Regions from separate parts of the Homo sapiens genome. Here regions 2, 3, 4 and 5 are each linked to region 1. Evidence: chromatin contacts called from ENCODE Hi-C or POLR2A ChIA-PET data. All regions are on one chromosome and are shown on one strand. The core of a region is the stretch at or near the end of the contact, and the rest is flanking DNA. Distances in the headings are between cores, read along the strand shown.

The links. A loop is a pair of places that touch in the nucleus more often than their neighbours do. ChIA-PET counts read pairs that join two places held with the same protein, here RNA polymerase II (POLR2A). Pooled maps may share reads with other maps.
Region 2: a pooled map shows a loop between it and region 1 (19-fold over the local background). The contact joins the promoter of SDCBP2-AS1 here to the promoter of SNRPB in region 1. A Hi-C loop is called at or near these places in 1 of 168 maps with a recorded cell type or tissue (CD14-positive monocyte), 2 of 37 single-sample maps with no recorded cell type and 14 of 50 pooled maps. POLR2A ChIA-PET finds 5 or more read pairs at or near these places in 1 of 52 experiments (Panc1).
Region 3: a loop to region 1 is called in a map of naive thymus-derived CD4-positive, alpha-beta T cell, with 7 times the contacts of the local background. The contact joins the promoter of FAM110A here to the promoter of SNRPB in region 1. A Hi-C loop is called at or near these places in 1 of 168 maps with a recorded cell type or tissue (naive thymus-derived CD4-positive, alpha-beta T cell) and 12 of 50 pooled maps. POLR2A ChIA-PET finds 5 or more read pairs at or near these places in 1 of 52 experiments (GM10248).
Region 4: a pooled map shows a loop between it and region 1 (15-fold over the local background). The contact joins the promoter of PANK2 here to the promoter of SNRPB in region 1. A Hi-C loop is called at or near these places in 7 of 50 pooled maps. POLR2A ChIA-PET finds 5 or more read pairs at or near these places in 3 of 52 experiments (A549, activated T-cell and naive thymus-derived CD4-positive, alpha-beta T cell).
Region 5: a loop to region 1 is called in a pooled map, with 6 times the contacts of the local background. The contact joins the enhancer-like site here to the promoter of SNRPB in region 1. A Hi-C loop is called at or near these places in 1 of 50 pooled maps. POLR2A ChIA-PET finds 5 or more read pairs at or near these places in 2 of 52 experiments (WTC11 and activated CD4-positive, alpha-beta T cell).

Annotation. Positions count from the first base shown.
Region 1 is chr20:2,469,479-2,472,178 of GRCh38, forward strand. It overlaps SNRPB (small nuclear ribonucleoprotein polypeptides B and B1), which reads right to left and starts at 1,311. Exons shown (of 7, transcript NM_003091.4): 1 at 1,210-1,311. The coding sequence starts at 1,212. RefSeq lists enhancers at 931-1,050, 1,211-1,260, 1,271-1,320.
Region 2 is chr20:1,323,911-1,326,610 of GRCh38, forward strand. SDCBP2-AS1 (SDCBP2 antisense RNA 1) reads left to right here and starts at 1,433. Exons shown (of 3, transcript NR_040049.1): 1 at 1,433-1,619. All of the region lies in intron 1 of SDCBP2 (syndecan binding protein 2), which reads right to left. The region is part of intron 2 of FKBP1A-SDCBP2 (FKBP1A-SDCBP2 readthrough (NMD candidate)); the gene reads right to left. It overlaps LOC124904856 (a long non-coding RNA gene), which reads left to right. Exons shown (of 2, transcript XR_007067487.1): 2 at 1-459. RefSeq lists enhancers at 1,495-1,724, 1,715-2,009.
Region 3 is chr20:832,357-835,056 of GRCh38, forward strand. It overlaps FAM110A (family with sequence similarity 110 member A), which reads left to right and starts at 1,359. Exons shown (of 2, transcript NM_001042353.3): 1 at 1,359-1,595. RefSeq lists a silencer at 1,610-1,759.
Region 4 is chr20:3,887,995-3,890,694 of GRCh38, forward strand. PANK2 (pantothenate kinase 2) reads left to right here and starts at 1,393. Exons shown (of 7, transcript NM_001386393.1): 1 at 1,393-1,734. The coding sequence starts at 1,437. It overlaps PANK2-AS1 (PANK2 antisense RNA 1), which reads right to left and starts at 1,179. Exons shown (of 2, transcript XR_001754478.3): 1 at 745-1,179; 2 at 1-555. RefSeq lists an enhancer at 468-1,019 and silencers at 1,028-1,087, 1,278-1,777.
Region 5 is chr20:3,906,186-3,908,885 of GRCh38, forward strand. PANK2 (pantothenate kinase 2) reads left to right here. Exons shown (of 7, transcript NM_001386393.1): 2 at 1,741-2,093. Among named protein-coding and RNA genes, the nearest start is that of MIR103A2, 10 kb to the right of the region's middle. RefSeq lists an enhancer at 553-632. Within about 2 kb of position 1,451, at least 9 of the 41 ENCODE cell types and tissues checked have a DNase peak (open chromatin) inside an H3K27ac peak, as active enhancers do.

The sequences.
Region 1 (2,700 bases), core at 61-2,560:
GTCAGGAGTTCGAGACCAGTCTGGCCAACATGGTGAAACCCCGTCTCTACTAAAAATACAAAAAATTAGCCAAGTGTGGTGGCGGGTACCTACAATCCCAGCTACTTGGGAGGCTGAGGCAGGAGAATCGCTTGAACCCGGGAGGTGGAGTTTGCAGTGAACCCTGATCGATCCACCGCACTCCAGCCTGGGCAACAAAAGCAAAACTCCGTCTCAAAAAAATAAAAATAAATTAAATTAAATCCTTCAATGACATGCCTCACCACCACTGAGGTAAAATTAACATGCAAGGCCTTTAGTAACTAGCCTCCTGCCAATTCTTCCCGTCTTCCCTTCTTTCTTCCTTTCTCCTCCAGCAACTTTTTCTCAGTCAACAAACGCAGAAAAATCCAGTAACTTTTTAAATCTTGTTACCCTTCAGCCTTTGTTCCTTCAGTTCTCCGGGTCTGTAATATTCCCCCCATTTTCGCCGGGAACATTCTTGCTAATCTTTTAGGAATCTGCTCAGGAACCATCTATTTGAGAAAACATTCTTACCCCGCCCCGCTGCCGTTACTTTTACCGAATGACCACACTGAATTATATTATGTGTCCCCAGCTACCTCTGTGAAGGAAGCAAACATATTTCAGAGAGTAGCCCCAGCGCCTGAGAAGTCAGGCACAGGCAAACACGGAAACGTGATGAGCAACTGAGTGGAGCTCTTCCTCCATTCGCCATCACCCTCCTCCGCCCTCCTCTCCATCCAGCAGACCTAGCGAGACTCTAGCGTGGTCCACGAGCCCCTTCCACCCACTTCCGCCAACTCTTTCTCAGACTCACAAACTTCCGCAAGTCTGAGCCTTTTACCGGGTCCCCCTGCGGCTCCAGTGCCTGCTCCGAAGCCCGGGACATATATTTATTCGGCAAAAGTTAACTTAGTGCCTACTGGGTCCCAGGAATTATGGCTACAGCGGTGTCGAGAGCCGCGGTTCTACCCTCGCCCCTGCCGAGCGACCTCGGCCTCCGACACCGGTTCCAACCTTTTCCTCGACCCCATGCCTAGCCGAACCGCCAAGGTCCTGGTCTTTCCCGCCCAGACCGAGCGGCCTCGGCCCAGGCCTTCACCGCCCTAAGTGGCTCCAACCCACGGCTTCCTCCCCGATCAGTCGCGGTTCCCACTCCACAACAGACTCGGAAGCTCCCGCGCCGCCAGCCTGTGCCCTCCTTACCATGGTGGCGGTTCTGATGGCTCTGATACCCGCCGGATTCGCCTCCTCAGAGGCCTAGCCTCTCTCCCACAGCCGATTTCCCGCCGCCGCTACCGGAAATGCAGCACCACGTAAAATGCGGTCGGGTAGAAACCTACTTCCGGTCCAGCTCACTAGCCCTGGAGTTCCGGCCCCGGAGCGGAGCTTCTGCCGAGCAGAGGCGGGGCCTGGGGACTGGGCGTTAACATCCGGCTTTGACGTAAGGAGAGCCTTAAGTTCCTGTTTGGACACCTTCCTAGCTTAAATCCGTACTGAGAGCTGCTCTGTGTCACACTCATTTCTCTTCACCCCGCCTTTCCCATTAACCTCTCGGTCCTCATTTCCCATCACCCTCCCCGGCTCTCTCCTCTACAGTCACTATTCTTGCTTTTCCCTCCACTGGCTGGACGTGCTCCTTTTTCAGCCCCTCTGCATTTGCTTTCGCCTCTGCCTGGAATGGTAGTCCCCAAGGTATACCAGAAGGCTGCTGCCCTCACCTCTTTCAAGGTTTAAGCTTAAATAACATTTTCCCAGTGAGGATTTCCCTAGCCATCCTGTAACCTTCCCACCCACCTCATCCTCATCTCTCCTGTATTTCCCTCTTGCTATCTAACACGCTGTATATTTTTGTTAGTTATTTTATTATCCCCTCCCCATTAGAATGTAAGATCCATAAGGGTGTGAATTTTTCTCTTTGTGTATTACTCATTGCTGTAGTGCCTAGAACACTTTAGCACAAAATAAGGGCTCTACCCATATTTGCTGATAATCGCATCCAGTCGTATGACATTTATTTTTTTTCTATGACTTTTTTTTTTCTTTTGAGACAGAGTCTCAGTCTGTCACCAAGGCTGGAGTGCAGTGGCACAATCTCGGCTCACTGCAACCTCTGCCTCCCCGGTTCAAGCGATTCTCCTGCCTCAGCCTCCCGAGTAGCTGGGAATACAGGCCTGTGCCACCACACTCGGCTAATTTTTGTATTTTTAGTAGAGACGGGGTTTTGCCATGTTGGCCAGGCTGGTCTCGAACTCCTGACCTCAACTCCTGGTCTCGAACTCCTGATCCACCCACTTTGGCCTCCCAAAGTGCTGGAATTACAGGCGTGAACCATCACACTGGGCCCTTCCTATGACTTTTAAATACAGCATATACACCCAAGGCTTTCAAGTTTGTTCCTCTAACCTTGGTCTCTTCATTTAACTCTTGGCCCTTTATATCCAGCTGCCAGCGTGATGTGAATGTCTAATAGGTATACCAAATTTAACATGTTGAAAACTGAATTCTTGATTCTATTCACTGTTTCTAAAACCACTTCACCAGTGTTCCCCATCCCCGAAGTTTCTTGGATTAAAAAAGAAAAAAAAGAAAATGACAAATTTGAAGCATATTTCATTCTTCTCTTTCTCTGCCATCGAATAATCAAATTCATCAGCAAATCCTGTGGCCCCCACCTTCAAATTATCTTGAATATGA
Region 2 (2,700 bases), core at 183-2,682, 1.1 Mb before region 1:
CTGTATCCCCTGCCTTGTAGCAGCTCACAATATAATGGGGAATGGTTCCCTGCCAGCGAACATGCTGTGTTTCGTTCAATCATTCAAAACATTTGAGTGTCCACTGTGTGCCAGACGTGCTGGTCCCTCTGCTGTGCACATCATCCTCCTTGGTGTGATGCTCCTTCGAGGCTCAGTTCAGATGCTACTTCTCTGCTTGGCTTTTCCAGACTGCATGATACCCAGGCTGCCTGGCTGGGTCTTCCCATGTATTCCACCCCTGACCTGTACTGCCCCTGTTGCCAAGCTATTTATCAAATTATGTGATTAATATCTGGGTATTTTCTTACACTGGACCTCACTCATAAGGGCAGGAGCTCTGTCCCGTTCACACACGATCCTTCCCCGCCACGGCACTGCCCAGCACACATATGCTAGCAAAAATTATTTGACTGAATAAATCAGTGGTTTTCCAAGGAACAGATTGGAAATTTATGTGGGCATTTTTGGGTGTCACGAGACTGAGGGGACAGTCATATCCCTGTCGGGGGTGGGGGGGGCAGGGATATGAAACTCCTGTAATGGATGGGACAGTCCATTACAGTCACCATAACAAATGGTCCTGTCCCGCACAACTTTCAGATATCCTGCCAAACTTTCAAGTAAGCCAAAAATCCGTTATAATTGGTTGTACATACAATCACAATGAATTTTTCCCTAGTTTTAGTACACACTAGACTGTCTGGAAATGCATATATCAGGTTGGTTGTGGGGAGTTACACTTTGCTCACCATTCTGGAAAATCGCTGCCCACCCTGCTCCCCACGGGTGAGTCACCCGAACAGCATGCTCACGTCTGTGTACATGTGTAGCTGTCACAGTGACTCCGCGCTTTTATATAAATATATTTAGCCTTTGACTCAAGATGTCAGATATAAACTGTTGGCAAAATTCAGCTGAATATTGTCTTCTAGTAAACCTAAGCTGATTCCTAAGTTGGGTACAAGCGTGATCGGGTGTAAGCCAGCCTCAGCTTTTACAAAGTGAAATGCATATTCTTTTATTAGAAATTACTTTCATGTCCCTGCCTTCTCCTTATAAACAAAGGGCATCATATTGATTTTTTACCCGGGGAACCATCACCTGGGCTGCAGCCTCAGGACGAACCTGTGCCTTCCCTCTGTCTCAATTTCCTGCTTTGGGAAATAGGAGCCACAAGCCACAAACTCCATCCACCGCGCCACAGGAGCGAGGTCCAACGCAACGGTCCCTAGGGCCTGCCTCCAACCCAGCCTCAGTTTCCTATCTGTCACATCGTTCTATGATCTCGAAATGACTATAACCCCTTTCTTAGCCCCAAACCAGCCGGAAGCGACATCTTCCGGTTGCTACAGGTTACGGCGGTTGCTATGGGCTACGGCGCCTGCGCAGAAACACCGCCAAGCGACTCAGCAACTTCTAGAGCGCATGCGTTTCGCCCACCCAGGCCCGGGCGCGGTTAGGGGTGACTCCCACGATCCCTAGCGGCTGCAGAGTGGAACATGGCGGCCTCCTTGCCGCTTGCGTTACCAGAGTCCACCCGGCCTCGTGCTTTCTCCGGGCGCCCGTAGCTGGCGCCGGCATCCACAAAAATAGATCAGGTAAAGCAGCAGAGTAAGGCATAGGAAGACTTGGTCGGGCTCCGCGGCCCCTCTTTACCGGATTGGAGGCTGCGCGGGTGAAATCGAGCTTTAAACTCCCCTGGCCTCGGAACACCATTTGTAGCCTCTGAAGGAGGAGGACTTATAAGATTCTGTACTAAGGCAGCCGTGGGAAGGGAGGAGAACCAGGTCGGCCCGCGCGCTCCCGGCTGCTTTTGCTCTCCCTTTGGTTTCGAAAGCGTCAAGTCCCAAGGTATTTCCTACCAATTGTGACGTCACCCTTCCTCCCCCGTTTCTCACCCGTTTCTTGTCTGGCCGTGACTTCTGACCCAGTGTTGAGCTAAAAATGCCCCGCCCCACCCTACGCAGATTCACCCCGCGTCCCACCCACCAGTGACTGAGTGACTGGGCTTCTGCTGCCTAGGGAAGGGTTCTTGGCTTGGCCGGGCAAATCAATTCCCACAGCAAAATCAGACCGAAAGCCTGTTATGAGGGACTCAGGCAGTTGGATGTGGCGTATAGGAGGAAGGCTAGGGCAATCAGGAAGGTCTCCTGGAGGAAGGAAGAAGACCCTGACTGGGCCGTGTAGGATGGATGTTCAAGTGGGAAGAGAGTGTGCTATTCCAGGGACAGGGAGGCCCAGGCCTGAGAGTCCAGTTGCCTTCTGGATCCCGTTTACCTCGCAGATTATCCAAACTGGACTCGTGATTTTCCCCAGCTGTGCCGCGCCTCCCCAGCGGTCTCACTGAATCCACCCATGGGCTATGTCAGAAATCTGGGAGTTATCCTCAGCTCCTCCCTTTCCCTTCTGAAGCCATACCTACTTCTTGCCCTCAAATCTCTGTGACCTGACTTCTGGTAATGTTTCCATTCTCACCATCTCATTCTTCTCCACACTTATCATGAAGTTCATTTATTCCAGACTACTTTAGGTTGAGTCCTAAAAGTCAGCCTGCTAGTTCATGCCTCCATGCTTTTGCAGGTGCTATTCCCTCTGTCTTAAGAGTCATTCATGCCTTCTCTCTTTTCCTTGTTGTGAACTCTTTTTCCTCCAATTTAAAGCTTTCCCCCACCTGTACGC
Region 3 (2,700 bases), core at 109-2,608, 1.6 Mb before region 1:
AATATCTTCTAGCTACTTCACTTTTATTTTTATCTTTTTGAGATGATCTCTTGCCCAGGTTGGGGTGCAGTGGCATGATCTCAGCTTACTGCATCCCCCACATCCCAGGTTCAATCTATTCTCCTGCCTCAGCCTCCTGAGTAGCTGGGATTACAGGCATGTGGCACCACGCCTGGCTAATTTTTGTATTTTTAGTAGAGACGAGGTTTCACCACGTTGGCCAGGCTGGTCTTGAACTCCTGACTTCAGGTGATCTGGTCGCCTCAGCCTCCCAAAGTGCTGGGATTACAGGTGTGAGCCACTGCTCCTGGTAGCTACTTCACTTTTAATGGCTGCATAATATTCCTCATCAGAAAGTGGGAAAAATTAGGCTAGGTGGCGTGGCTCATGCCTGTAATCCTAGTACTTTGGGAGGCTGAGTTGGTAGAATTGCTAGAGCTCAGGAGTTTAAGATCAGTCTGGGCAACATGGCAAAACCCCATCCCTACAAAAAATACAGAAAATACCGGGTGTGGTGGTGCACACCTGTAGTCCCAGCTACTTGGGAGGCTGAGGTGGGAAGATTGCTTGACCCCAGGAGATTGAGGCTGCTGTGAGCTGAGATCCTGCCACTGCACTCCAGCCTGGGCGACAGAGTGAGACTCCATCTCAAAAAAAAAAAAAAAAAAAGAAAAGAAAAAGATAAAGAAATAAATAAAGTGTTAATAATTAAAAGTACTTTTAGAGGGTTATGTCATAAGCCTTGACAAGACTTGTTCTGTAAAGCTACCCGGCATGCAAAAAGCTCAATTAAGTTAGCTCCTCCACAGGATGGAATTATATAACCAATCCCTTTCAAGAGGCATTGAAGTTGTTTCCATTATTTTGCTATGATGAATAAGGCTGAGCAATATTAATCTTTGCTCATATCTTTGGTCATTTCCTTTGTAAATTTCGGGACTGCTGGGTATGCACATTTTAAAATTAACTCACTCATCATCATGCAGTTAGGAGAACAGAGAAAGGAAGGGGCTTGCACCGGGTCACATAGGGAGTTAGCGTCAAAGTCAGGACTAGGAACCAGCCAGGGCCCTCTAACTGGAGCTCTTCCAGCTGGGGTCCTAGAGGAAGTCCCAGCTGGCCGCGGGAGGGAGGAGGAGGAAGGGAAAGAACCAGGCGCCGGGGCTGAAGCGGCGGCAGGAAGAAGGTGGGGCCGGCTGGGAGGAGCGGGCGGAGCTGCTGAGCAGCGCCTCTCCTTCGGGCGGGGGAAGCTAAGCGGTCGCCTGGCAACCCTGGCGGCGCGCCGTTCGAACGGAAGCGAGGAACCAATCAGGAAGTCCGGGGCGAACCATTCTGGTGTGAAGGGGGGCGGCGTGCTCACTTCCCCTTCCACGGCGCCCCAGGGACTTTCCCTGCGGTGGGGGCCTTCGACAGTGAGGGCCACCCGCTCAGCTCGACCGCGGAGGGCAGCTCCAAAGGGGACCCCAAAGGTGCCCACGCGGGGCTGGGGCCTCCTGGGCGTCGTTGGGAGCGGCCACTACCGGCCCGGGTCCGAGCTGTCAGCCTCTCCAAAGCCTGCGCGAGAGGAGCCGGGACACGCCTAGCGCGGGCTCCAGGTGAGGGCGCGGGTGGGTCCGGGTGCGACCCCGGGTCTGGGGGCCCCGTTCCCCGAGCGTCTGCTGTCTGCTTTCTCCCCGCGTCGTACCTGCGTGTCATTTCACAGATGAGGACTCTGAGGCTCAGAGAGGCAAGTGTCCCGGCCCGGCGAGCTCTGGCGGAGAATCCAGTTCAAGTCTTTCTGCCCCACCTCGCAGCCCCCTAGTCTAGTCACATCTGGACTTGCCTTGAGAGGCCCAGACGGGCAACTGGTAGTCATTTTCCCAGCGTTTTATCGGCAGGGACCTGTAGACCCCTGGCTGGATCACATATCCCCGCGCCCCACACTGTCCTCGGGATACCCCCTTTGGGCGTCTGTCTTTCCTTCTCCGCAGTCCGGGGTTGGACTCGGCTCATTTGGCGCCTTTCTGTCTACGGGGACAGAGGACCACTCTTTGGGGATCGGACGGGACTGACATTTCTGGGCTGGATGCAGGGGCAGCAGATTCTCCAGCCCCCAGAGCCGCTGCTGGCCTCTTGGGAATCATCCCCAGTTTGGGGAAGGGAATAGAGCCAGTCCCTAAACCAAAGCCACTAGTCACCAGAGACTTTGGAATTGGGAGTGGGGCCGGAATCCCCCCAGGTGGAGCAGCTGACCTAGGCCAGACCCTGCTGTGTCTCCTGGGGACACCCCCTGCCCCCTAGGTTGCTATTGTCAGTCTCCTTTTGTAGGTGGGGAAACGGAGGTTCTAAGAAGTTAAGCCCCTTTTCGAAGTCACAGTCAGACAATGCAGTGGTTAGCTCCTAGTCCCTCTGGCTTCAATCTTAGAATCCTTGACACACAGAATCATGCATTTTGAGAGTCTTCAATCTCTTCATAAGGGAGTTACATATCCTCTCTCCTCTGGAGCCTGCCCCTGGCTTTGGGGGACAGGATCTCCGAGGACTCAGAAAGAAAACAAGGCTTTCTTTTATTCTTTCAACAAATATTATTTATTGACTTCATAAGCCCTGCTCTGGTTCTTGCATGTTTTGGTTTTTTTACTTATTAGCAAATGTATCATCTTCTCCCACTGTGATGCAAGGCAGGGGCTGAGGCAATTGAGCCAGTGCAAAATTTAGGGA
Region 4 (2,700 bases), core at 143-2,642, 1.4 Mb after region 1:
TAGATCCGTCTGTGTTGGCTTCCTACAGGAGCTAGAATTTTCAGAGCTAGTCCTACAGTGAGGGGAGCTAACGTGGAGTGGGCGTGAGAATTCTATTCAGCAAGCACAAGCGAAGCTCAACCTTTTTGTTCAGCCTGCTACAACCAATCATTATGGGAGAGGGGAATAAGGATCACTGCCCAAGGGGCATTAGGATCACTGCCCAGTGGGCATTACAGTCTCCCCAGGGAGGCACTCTTTTTTATTTTTTATTTTTTTTGAGACGGAGTTTCGCTCTTGTTGCACAATGTTGGGTCACTGCAGCCTCCGCCACCCGGGTTCAAGCAATTTTCCTGCCTCAGCTTCCCAAGTAGCTGGGATTATAGGCATGGGCCACCACGCCCCGCTAATACGGAGGCACTTTTAATTAGCCCACAGTCCAGTGAAATTTGACGGAGTGAGGAAGTGACCTCAGAGTACAGAACGGGATGGGATCCTTCCGGGCTTGGGCAGCCTTTGGTAGTGGGGATGCTTGGAAGGGTCAGGGTCTCAGTCCTGGAGGTGACCAATTTTTCTCTCCAAAAGAGAAAGGAAGATGATTAAAAAAAAAATCCATGCTCCAAAGCGGCAGCCAAATCCTTCTATGGCCCCCAATGCATCACCCAGAAAGGGGCTCCAGACTCTCCTGCAAAAGGCCAACTCTACTTCCCGGCTCCCACTTCCCCTCCTTCGCCACAGGAGGGTGGCGAAGGATTTATAACCCACCTCTTTCTTTCAGTTGCCATGGAGACAAGCCCCAGTCCTTTCATTCCTTCTGGTACCTCTCTCTCCAACGCAGGCGGAAAGGAGGCGGCTTAGCCCAAACATGCTGGGGGAGGGGCTGGCGGCCTCGACGGCAGCTGCGGAACTAGGCCGAGGGACAAAGGCTAAGGTCAGCCGCGGTTCAAGCCCTTTCGTCTGCCGACGACCAGCGGCCAGACGCTGCGGGAGCACTGCTGGGCTGGAGGAGGGCTCGAGCTGCGAGGACGGCACGGAGCAGCGGGGTGGGACTCGGGGTCGCCCCAGGAGAGTTCCGCGGCCCGGGGGGGCAGAGGCATGCACAAGTGGGGGGCGGAAGGAGGGGGTGGATGAGGAGGCTCGGGCCCTTCCACCCACGCGTCCATTGGGCGGCGCCGCCATCACTCTCTTCTGGGCTACACCGCCTTCTCTTCCTCCGCGGAACCCGGATCCCCTCCTCCACCACCCTCTCCCCGCCCCGTCACGATAGCCTCTCATTGGACGGAGGCACGGTCAATCCTCCTCGAGTTAGGGAGCCGACTGGACGCGAGGCCTTTGGGCCGTCCCCAGCCTCGTCGGATTGGCTTCCTGCGCGTTGGCGCAACGGAAGAGGCGGCCGGCCGAGGGCGCGCCTCTGCTCTGGCTGGACTGCCGCGGAGGAGGCGAGAAGGAATCCGACGCTGGGGGGCTTGCTCGGGCGGCAGCGACTGCTGCTGCGGATGGGAGGGGGCCGGCTCGGCGCGCCCATGGAGCGCCACGGCAGGGCTTCCGCCACCTCCGTCTCGTCGGCTGGGGAGCAGGCGGCCGGGGACCCCGAAGGGCGGCGGCAGGAGCCACTGCGGCGCCGGGCGAGCAGCGCGTCGGTGCCCGCGGTCGGGGCCTCGGCTGAGGGCACGAGGCGGGATCGACTGGGCTCTTACAGCGGCCCCACCTCGGTCTCCCGCCAGCGCGTCGAAAGCCTGAGGAAAAAGCGGCCGCGTAAGTGTTCCGTGGGGCGCCCTCCCGGCCCGCCCTGCCCCCCCTTCCGGCCCACCCTGTCCCCTTCCGGCCCCGCCGCCGTTTTTCCCGCGCGCGGACACTGTCCCCGCACGGTGGTCCCTCGTTGGTGCGTGGCCTGACATCCGGCTGGAGGCCTCGGGTGCTCCGAAAGCGGTACCTTCGGGGGCCCCCCCGCACCCATTGGTATGCACTTCCCGCTTGTTGGAGTGGAGGGCTTTTCCCCAGGACCTGTCCTCCCTTTTCTTAGCTCCTTGGGCATTCTCTTCCTGAGGGTCACATGATTTTATCCTCGAGAAGGCTTCTTTTGACTCATTTCCACCTCCTTTCCTCCCAAATCCTTTGAATCCCCAATGTTTGTTTTCCGTGGGTTTCCAAAGAGCTGCTCTCTAATACTTTAAGTCCCTTTTATTCGTCAATTTCGGGCTTACTGGAAAATGGTGAACTGCCCCTTGAGTTGCACCAGGCCTGAAACTGTATTCCGTGCACCTCTAAGGTGGCTGCCCTTCTTCTCGTGAGAATCCAGGTCATCTCTCACCCACATATCCCCTCCGTTTTCCTTCTGTCTATTTGCAGGTACTCACGATTCAGAACTGTGGCATTCTGGGCATTAAGGCTCTTTGTTTTGAGGGGAAACAACATCTTTCTGAATTTTGCCTTGGGAGTTGCATACGCTCCTCCCAGAGAATCCGTTTCCCCATTTTATTAGGTTTCTTTTTCTGTGTTGTGTATTTTCTCCCCTTTACAAGTCTTCAATTCAGGACCGCTGCCTGGCAGCCATTGCTGCTGTTGAAAGTATCAATTGTCCTGATACTGTAATATGAGCTTTACAGTGTGATGCCATTTTACATATGGTTGGACTTTTTGGTGGGTGTTGCCAGATTCCTATTTCAGGAAATTGACTTGTTTAAATGCAGATTGTGAGAGGGAGGGAAAATGGCAAGATGT
Region 5 (2,700 bases), core at 201-2,700, 1.4 Mb after region 1:
AGGCTGACCTGGGTGGACTGCTTGAGCCCAGGAGTTCAAGACCAGCCTGGCAACATGGGGAAACCCTGTTTCTACAAAAAATACAAAAATTAGGTGGGTGTGGTGGCATGCACCTTTAGTCCCAGCTGCTCAGGAGGCTGAGATAGGAGGATTACTTGAGCCCAGGAGGCAGAGGTTGCAGTGAGCTGAGATTGTGGCGTTGCATTCTAGCCTGGGTGACAGTGAGACCTTACCTCAAAAAAGAGAAAAAGAAAATACTGTAAGTCAAAATGCATTTAATATACCCAGCCTATTGAACATCATAGCTTAGCCAAACCTACCTTAAATGTGCTTAGAACCCTTATATTAGCCTACAGTTGGGCAAAATCTTCTAGCATAAAGCTAGATGATTTAATAATGAATAATATAAAAGATAATTATTTTACAATAAAATGTCGAATATCTTGTAATTTATTGAATACTGTACTAAAAATAAAAAAAACAATAAATACTTGAAGTAGAGTTTCTACTGAATGCTTATTGCACCATTGTAAATTTGAAAAATCATTACTTTGAGCCCTCATTAAATTGGGACCTTCCATATGTCTGTGCAGTCCACTTTGATCCAATCTCTTCAGGCCTTTTTTTTCTTTGAGACGGAGTGTCACTCTGTCGCCAGGCTAGAGTGCAGTGGTGCGATCTTGGCTCACTGCAGCTTCTGCCTCATGGGTTCAAGCGATTCTCCTGCCTCAGCCTCCGGAGTAGCTGGGACTACAAGCGCACGCCACCACAGCCAGCTGATTTCTGTATTTTTAGTAGAGATAGTTTCACCATGTTGGCCAGGATGATCTTGGTCTCTTGACCTTGTGATTCACCTGCCTTAGCCTCCCCAAGTGTTGGGATTACAGGCGTGAGCCACCGTGCCCAGCCCTGCCTTTTTTTTTTTTTTTTTTTTTTGAGACAGAGCCTCACTCTGTCGCCCAGGCTGGAGTGCAGTGGTGTGATCTCAGCTCACTGCAGTCTCCACCTCCCAGGTTGAAGCAGTTCTGGTTTAGATTTCCTGAGTAGCTGGTACTACAGGTGCACGTCACCATGCCTGGCTAATTTTTGTTTTAGTAGAGATGGGGTTTTACCATATTGGTCAGGCTGGTCTCAAACTTCTGACCTCAGGTGATCCACCCACCTTGGCCTCCCAAAGTGTTGAAATTACAGGTGTGAGCCACTGCGCTTGGCCTAAAGGACATTTTGGGAACCGGTGTTAATGTCTATTGAAACCTTTTATTTTTGGAATATCAGATTTTGAAAGATAAATTGACCATTGGAGGTTATATGTTACATAGGTTTGGGAATTTCCTGTTTCTAGTTTGCTGCTAAACCAGAACTCTGAAGTCTCAATGTTTTTTTTTAAGCCGATAGGAAAGAGAGATTTTCATTCTGAATCTTTGTTTTTCACAGTTGAGGCTTACGAGTAGTCATCTTGTTATTTTTAAAACACTTCATAGTGCGGTTTGCGCTTGTCTGACAGAATGGTTGGGTTGGCTCAATACTTTGATATTTTTCTTTTTCGTCTTTGCCGTAGTATTTTTTTTTTAAGTTATGCATCTAAATCAAGACAGAATCACATTTCTTTGCCCCAAAACCCTTTTGCCTAGAATTATGTTCTTTGGAAACCCTAGCGTTTGAAATAAGTTGCTACTGTGGTAAGGGTAAATTTAATTTTCAGAAAAAAGCTGTTCTGACTTATTTTTCTTCCCCATTTAGTTTTTCCATGGTTTGGACTGGATATCGGTGGAACTCTGGTCAAGCTGGTATATTTTGAACCCAAAGACATCACTGCTGAAGAAGAAGAGGAAGAAGTGGAAAGTCTTAAAAGCATTCGGAAGTACCTGACCTCCAATGTGGCTTATGGGTCTACAGGCATTCGGGACGTGCACCTCGAGCTGAAGGACCTGACTCTGTGTGGACGCAAAGGCAATCTGCACTTTATACGCTTTCCCACTCATGACATGCCTGCTTTTATTCAAATGGGCAGAGATAAAAACTTCTCGAGTCTCCACACTGTCTTTTGTGCCACTGGAGGTGGAGCGTACAAATTTGAGCAGGATTTTCTCACAGTATGCATTTTTTAGCTTATATACAATTTATGGTAATTTGATTGTTAAAAATAATGCCAGTAGCAAGTGGTGAAATAATTTCCATCTCTAATGGAACTTGAATTTTCTTGAGTCAAATGAAGATTAAAGGTACGCTAGTGATAGGAGTTGGCCATCTAGAGGTGGTTGTCTAGTTCAGATGTATGGACGACAATCAGAACCACTAAAAGGGTAGCATTTTATTGCTCCTTTAGTATGAAAAATTAGGGCATCTGCTATACGTTGAGGAAGAAACTACCTAAAAGGAACATCATTAGATCATGAACAATGAGATTGAAATATAATTAAAATCATTTCATGTCATAAAATTGTTTTCAGTCTTGTCTACCACATAATTTCTCTTGTCTCCCTCAGTTGTTTGCTGGCATGTTCACTAACTGAAAAAAATAAGGAACTCTGGTCAAAAGTGGTGTTTTCAGGCTCAGGGCTGGTCTGAGATGGGTGACTGCAGAGCCCTCCTCTCCCAGAATGCTTTCTGATGTGTTCTGTGCTGCACACTTAACTGGAGTCTCGCCACCATGTCTGGCCCCTGGGGAATGCTGCCAGGCGCTCTATCTTGCTTTCATTG